Linked DNA regions of Homo sapiens: region 2 is linked to region 1. Evidence: read pairs that join two places in POLR2A ChIA-PET (ENCODE). Cell type or tissue: MCF 10A. All regions are shown on one strand. Each heading gives the region's core, and the rest is flanking DNA. Links, peaks and the distances in the headings are about the cores only. Region 1 has its middle 5.8 kb from the start of LAMP2. Region 2 overlaps TMEM255A (transmembrane protein 255A).

Region 1 (2,919 bases), core at 123-2,622:
ATACCCGCCTCGGCCTCCCAAAGTGCTGGGATTACGGGTGTGAGCCACCGCGCCCGGCCCCAACTAGTGTTTTAATTTCTAAGAAGCAACTTCCTGCTGTCAGCTATGTCCTATTTCCTCCAAATTGGGGGGAGGGGGAGAGATGTGTGTCATAATTTGTATGTGGAGAGGGAGATCAGATGCACGAAGGGGATGAAGTGACTTTCCTAAGGTCGCATAATAATCTGATGGCTGGCCGGGCGCTGTCCACACCTGTAATCCCACCACTTTGGGAGGCCAAGACAGGCAGATTACCTGAGGTCAGGAGTTCAAGACCAGCCTGGCCAACATGGCAAAACCCTGTCTCTACTAAAAATACAGAAAAAATTAGCCAGGCATGGTGGCACACGCCTGTAATCCCAGCTACTCGGGAGGCTGAGGCAGAAGAATCGCTTGAACCTGGGAGGCAGAGGTTGCAGTGAGCTGAGATCGCGTCGCTGCACTCCAGCCTGGGTGACAAGAGTGAAACTCCATCTCGAAAAATAAAAAATAAATAATAAATAATAATCTGATGGCTGAGTGGGTTCTAAAAATCTAGTTCAGCATCACAACTGCTGGCCAGATGAGCAATGCTTATCTTGTGGCACGTTTCCAGTTTTCAAAACAGTGACATAAGTCTAAATGGTTTATTAAAATTCTCTATCTCAAGTACCCAGGGACCCAAACACTGCGGAAGGCTGCAGGGTCCTCTGCCTAGGAAAACCAGAGACCTTTGTTCACTTGTTTATCTGCTGACCTTCCCTCCACTATTGTCCTGTGACCCTGCCAAATCCCCCTCTGCGAGAAACACCCAAGAATGATCAATAAAAAAAAAAAGAAAATAAAAATAAAGTAAAATAAAATAAAATAAAATAAAATAAAATTCTCTATAAAATAAAGTGGTGTTGTTCTATGATGCAATCCCTATACTAACCACATGGTGATGCTGCAGACAGATCTAGAGATTTGAGGAAAAGGTGTTTAAGAATATTTTTTATGTTTGTAAATTATAGTACAGCTACACAAAGATTATGCAGGCTTTTAAAAGAATGAGGTAAAGCTACAGATTTGTAAGAATAATCTTCAAAATATGCCACTAAGTGAGAAAAGTAAGTCACTAAACAATATCATATTTGTCTATTTTTTTAAAAAAGCATGTAAATATATATGCTGGTACATATATGATTTTTCTCTGCAGTGTAAAAAAAAAAAGACCAATAGCAGTTGTTACTTTGGGCAATGGGACTGGGGTCCAAAAGAGGGGAAATGGTGGCTTTTTGGATAACTTTTTTTTGGGAGGCGGGGCGGTTCAATGATTCTCCTGCCTCAGCCTCCCAAGTAGCTGGGATTACAGACAGGCATGTGCCACCACGCTTGGCTAATTTTTGTATTATTATTTATTATTATTATTATTATTGTATTATTAGTAGAGACGGGGTTGCACCATGTTGGTCAGGCTGGTCTCAAACTCCTGACCTCAGGTGATCTGCCGGACTCAGCCTCCTAAAGTGCTGGGATTACAGGCATAAGCCACCGCACCTGGCTCATAACATTTTAAATGATTTGATTTTTAATAATTTACATTAATTTAAAACTCATTATTACAAAAAAAATCCATTCGTTGTACAACTTTACTGCAGAAATTAATAAAAATCTCTTCTCCTTCATCTTTTGTTTTTGTTTTTGTTTTTTTTTTGAGACGCAGTCTTGCTCTGTCTCCCAGGCTGGAGTGCAATGGCACAATCTCGGCTCACTGCAACCTCTGCCTCCCGGGTTCAAGCAATTCTCCTGCCTCAGCCTCCTGAGTAGCTGGGATTACAGGCACCTGCCACCACGCCAGGCTAATTTTTGTATTTTTTTTTTTTTTTTAGTAGAGACAGGGTTTCGCCATGTTGGCCAGGCTGGTCTTGAACTCCTGACCTCAGGTGATCCACCCTCCTTGGCCTCCCAAAGTGCTAGGATTACAGGCATAAGCCACCATGCCCAGCCCTCCTTCATCTCTTAACCCCATTCCCCAGAGGACAGAGAGCCCCTGCTGAGAGTTTGAGATCTCATTACTCAGAATGTGGTCTCCAGACCAGCAGCATCAGATCACTAGGGAAGTTGCTAGAAATGCAGATTCTTGTGTCCTATCCCGGAGCTGTTGAACTTCACAGTGGGGCCTAGTAATCTGTGTTTTAATAAGCCCTCCAGTGGTTGTGATGCATAAACCATTTTGTTTTAGCAGATTGGATCAGATCTTTTGGCAGGGGAGGTTGAGAATACTACTGGCCAGGAGAACAAACAACTCAAAATGGCATGTTTCCATTTATCCAGAGAACTCTGGCTGAAGAGTTGGCAGCCCCTTGAGCCCACTGTGACCTCGCTGTGGGGTTGAGCGATGACCATACTGTCATCCAGACAGTAGATATTAAAGGTATTATCCAGAAAAAAGGGACATGCCAGAAGGAGAAAGGAAAAAGAGGGAGGGTAGGAGAAACTAAAAAAAGGATGAGTAGGGAAAGGAAAAATGGGGCAGATAAAAAGATAATGCAAATTTAAAAAGTAAAGATTTTTGGTGGCAAATAGATGACACCAATACCTCAGGGGCACTCATTTATTTATTTTTATTATTTATTATTATTATTTTTTGAGACAGGGTCCCACTTTGTCACCGAGGCTGGAGGGCAGTGGCGCGATCTTGGCTCACTGCAAACTTCGCCTCCCTGGTTCAAGCAATTTTTGAACCTCAGCCTCCCGAGTAGCTGGGTTTAAAGGCATGTGCCACCACACCCAGCTAATTTTTGTACTTTTTGCTAGAGATGGGGTTTCGCCATGTTGGCCAGGCTGGTCTTGAACTCCTGATCTCAAGTGATCCATCCCTCTTGGCCTCCCAAAGTGCTGGGATTACAGGCATGAGCC
Region 2 (2,919 bases), core at 301-2,800, 210 kb after region 1:
CCACTCCCAGCTAATTTTTGTATTTTTAGTAGAGATGGGGTTTCGCCATGTTGGCCAGGCTGGTCTCAAACTCCTGACCTCAGGTGCTCCACCCACCTCAGCCTCCTACAGTGCTGGGATTACAGGCGTTAGCCACCGCGCCCGGCCTAGATTTTATTTTTTAAAAGCATGCCAAGTTCATCTACTATGCTCCTGAAGTTGTATTCACTCATTCAAGATTTATTGAGCACCTATTACTTGGCAAGTACTGTTCTGAGCTCTGGAGGATACAGCAACAAACACAACAGGCCACCTCTCCTTCAGCAGGGAAATCACTAGAGTCAAGGATATACGTGGGCCAGGGAGAGAAAGGGGCAAATGACTCCTGCCAATTCACTGCATATTTTAAAAAATTCATTTCCATTCCTTTCCCAAAGTAAGACAACACAAAGTAAAACTGAATACTCAGTGTCTCTGCAACCTGACATATTGCTCCTCATTCTCACCTCCATGCCTTTGTTACTCTTTGCTCTCCAACCTACTCTGCACTTGGGGATGAGGGGGCAGCAGTTAAGGTGGAGTAGAAAATGTTGGACTTGGAGTCAGAAGACTCCAGATCCGAGCAAGCTATTTCACCTCTCTGACCTTAGTTTCTTGTCTATGAGAGGGGCTCCTGACCACTGTACTACCTCTCTGTGATATACTCTTTTAGCAAAGACTTTCCCAGGGATCACTGGCTTAATATCATTAAATGTTCTCAAAGCCAAAAATTACCTTTTGAAGACTAGTTGGGACATTGTTGCCATAGCTTAAGGGAGAGGTATTGGAGGCTTGAGTTATAAATGTAAAAAAGGTAGTGATGGATTCAAGAGACAACACAGAAGTAGAAGCAACAGGATTTGGCAATTGATTGGATGTGGGCTGCAAGGGGTTGCAGAGGAGGATTCCCTATTTCTGCAGGTGGCTTGTAGCCTGAGTGACTGAGAGAACCACCTGTTCCAGGCTCATTAACTCTGTGAGGTTTGGGAGCTCTCTGTTCTTCCAAATAGAAAAAAAGCTTTGGCCCATATTCATTTTTAAATAGTAATGACTGTTCAGGGAATTGCAAACTCACTGCCTAAACTAACGTTTTCTTTTTATCACACAGCATTCCGGTGTCTTTCCATCCTCCCCTCCCTCTGGACTTTCTGATGAGCCCCAGTCTGCCTCTCCCTCACCCAGCTACATGTGGTCCTCAAGTGCACCGCCCCGTTACTCTCCACCCTACTATCCACCTTTTGAAAAGCCACCACCTTACAGTCCCTAAAGAGGAATGCCTGCTGGCTATTGAGATTATTGTGGCTTTTGTATTTCTGCTTCAGTGGAAGTGTGTAGGGTACAAAATTTAAAGTGTGACTCTTATGCATAAAGTTTTACAATGGCCTGCCAGGCTAGGGAAAGATAGGGACGAAGCTTATTCATTATTAGTGCAGAGCAGGGGTGGTCAGGCTGAACGCAGCACAGAAGGGCAGCTCACATTCTCTAAGCAAGACTGGGGAGCCAGCCCAGCAAGAAGCTTGTTTGGACTTGCATTACCCTATGCTCCACCTCTGTATTCAGCAGAAGTGTGGTTGCCATCTTTTTCACTTTATGTAAAGGAGTGTTGCCCTCGGGCCCTTGGCAGATTGCCACCCCAGCACCTAGGTTGAAGCACCTGGTTTATAGGCCCTATCTTTCCCTACCCCTAAAGTCAGTCCCTAAGGACAATTTCCCAGCTGATGGGGCTACACAGTAGTTCCAATACAGAGAGTTCTGGCTAAGATTTTGTTTGCTTGTGTCTGGATGTTGAAAAAGACTGCCCGTATCTCTTACTCCTTCCTTCTCTGTGAGTATTGTAAAAATGGCTGTTGTGATCACTCAGCTCAGCTTTTGTTATTGGTACCTCCTAAAGGGAAAAGTGCAATATTCTTGCATCTTCAGTAGTGGGGAACAGGATGTATTGTTCCGGAAACACTGAAATACACAGCAACATGTGAGATGTTTTAAGTAGATCACTTAGGAGACAGTGGTTCTACTACATGTTGCATTATTACAAAATACATTTGCTACAGGAGATATAAATCTTATGGTTGTAATTCAGAGTTTAAAAATGTTATAAATTAGGTTCTTGGGTCGTGATATGAATTGTTACTAATCTTTGTGACTATTTAATCTTCAAATATTGTGCTTAACCCCAGCAATCCGCACGTATCCTGCACCCCACCCCAAAAGAGTCATCTGTATTTTAATGCCACTGGTCTTATCGGTCCTTTTGTCTGTTGAGACCAGTCATGACAGCATTCAAGATTATGAAAGTGTTACAATGCCGCTTCAAGTCTGCAAAACCTCAAACGTAGCCAACTTGACAAATATTTAAGTGTTACGGCAGATTTAAAATCCATCTGGCACACCGTGGTAGGTATTTGTACAGTTCTTTTAATTACACATAGCTTTAAACCATCAACCTGATGAGTTTAAAGCTTTTGCACCCATGCCTTCACTTCAGAATGAACACCTTCATTGTGATCTTATGTTAACCTGAGAATTGATTTAAAGGAAGATTGATAATCCTATACTTTATAACGTAAAAATACAGGGGCTACAGGAGGGTACCTAATTAGACAGTTCTCCAAACACAGAACACACACTGGAAAATTTTCCGGCCAATTTTGCTACCTCCCAACTTGATGGATTAGAGGTAGCGCAAATGCTGGTGCTCCCATCTACCTTGTAGACACTTAGCCATCAAGAATCAAGGCACAAGAAGTGCACTCTCTCATTAACAGTAAATGTTTGCAAGATATTCAGTTTAACTTTCAGCATCATGAATGTTCTTATCCAGATTTTGAATCCGAAAAACTATAATCCTTTTATGTTATACAAAATTACTATGATTTTTTACAGTTCTGAGCATATTAAAAT

The links. ChIA-PET counts read pairs that join two places held together with the same protein. Peaks named below come from ENCODE experiments on the same cell type or tissue, not always from the same donor. Only the 100,000 strongest peaks of a DNase experiment are listed, where the experiment ranks them.
Region 2: POLR2A ChIA-PET joins it to region 1 with 5 read pairs; 4 of 35 experiments call an interaction of 5 or more read pairs at or near these places.

The regions. Positions count from the first base shown.
Region 1 is chrX:120,473,670-120,476,588 of GRCh38, reverse strand. No RefSeq gene overlaps it. Among named protein-coding and RNA genes, the nearest start is that of LAMP2, 5.8 kb to the right of the region's middle. In MCF 10A, for the core only: a CTCF peak has its summit at 974; no DNase peak of the experiment used is centred there.
Region 2 is chrX:120,259,236-120,262,154 of GRCh38, reverse strand. It overlaps TMEM255A (transmembrane protein 255A), which reads left to right. Exons shown (of 9, transcript NM_001104544.3): 9 at 1,127-2,919. The coding sequence ends at 1,285. Among named protein-coding and RNA genes, the nearest start is that of ZBTB33, 9.9 kb to the right of the region's middle. In MCF 10A, for the core only: no CTCF peak of the experiment used is centred there; a DNase peak (open chromatin) is centred at 1,584.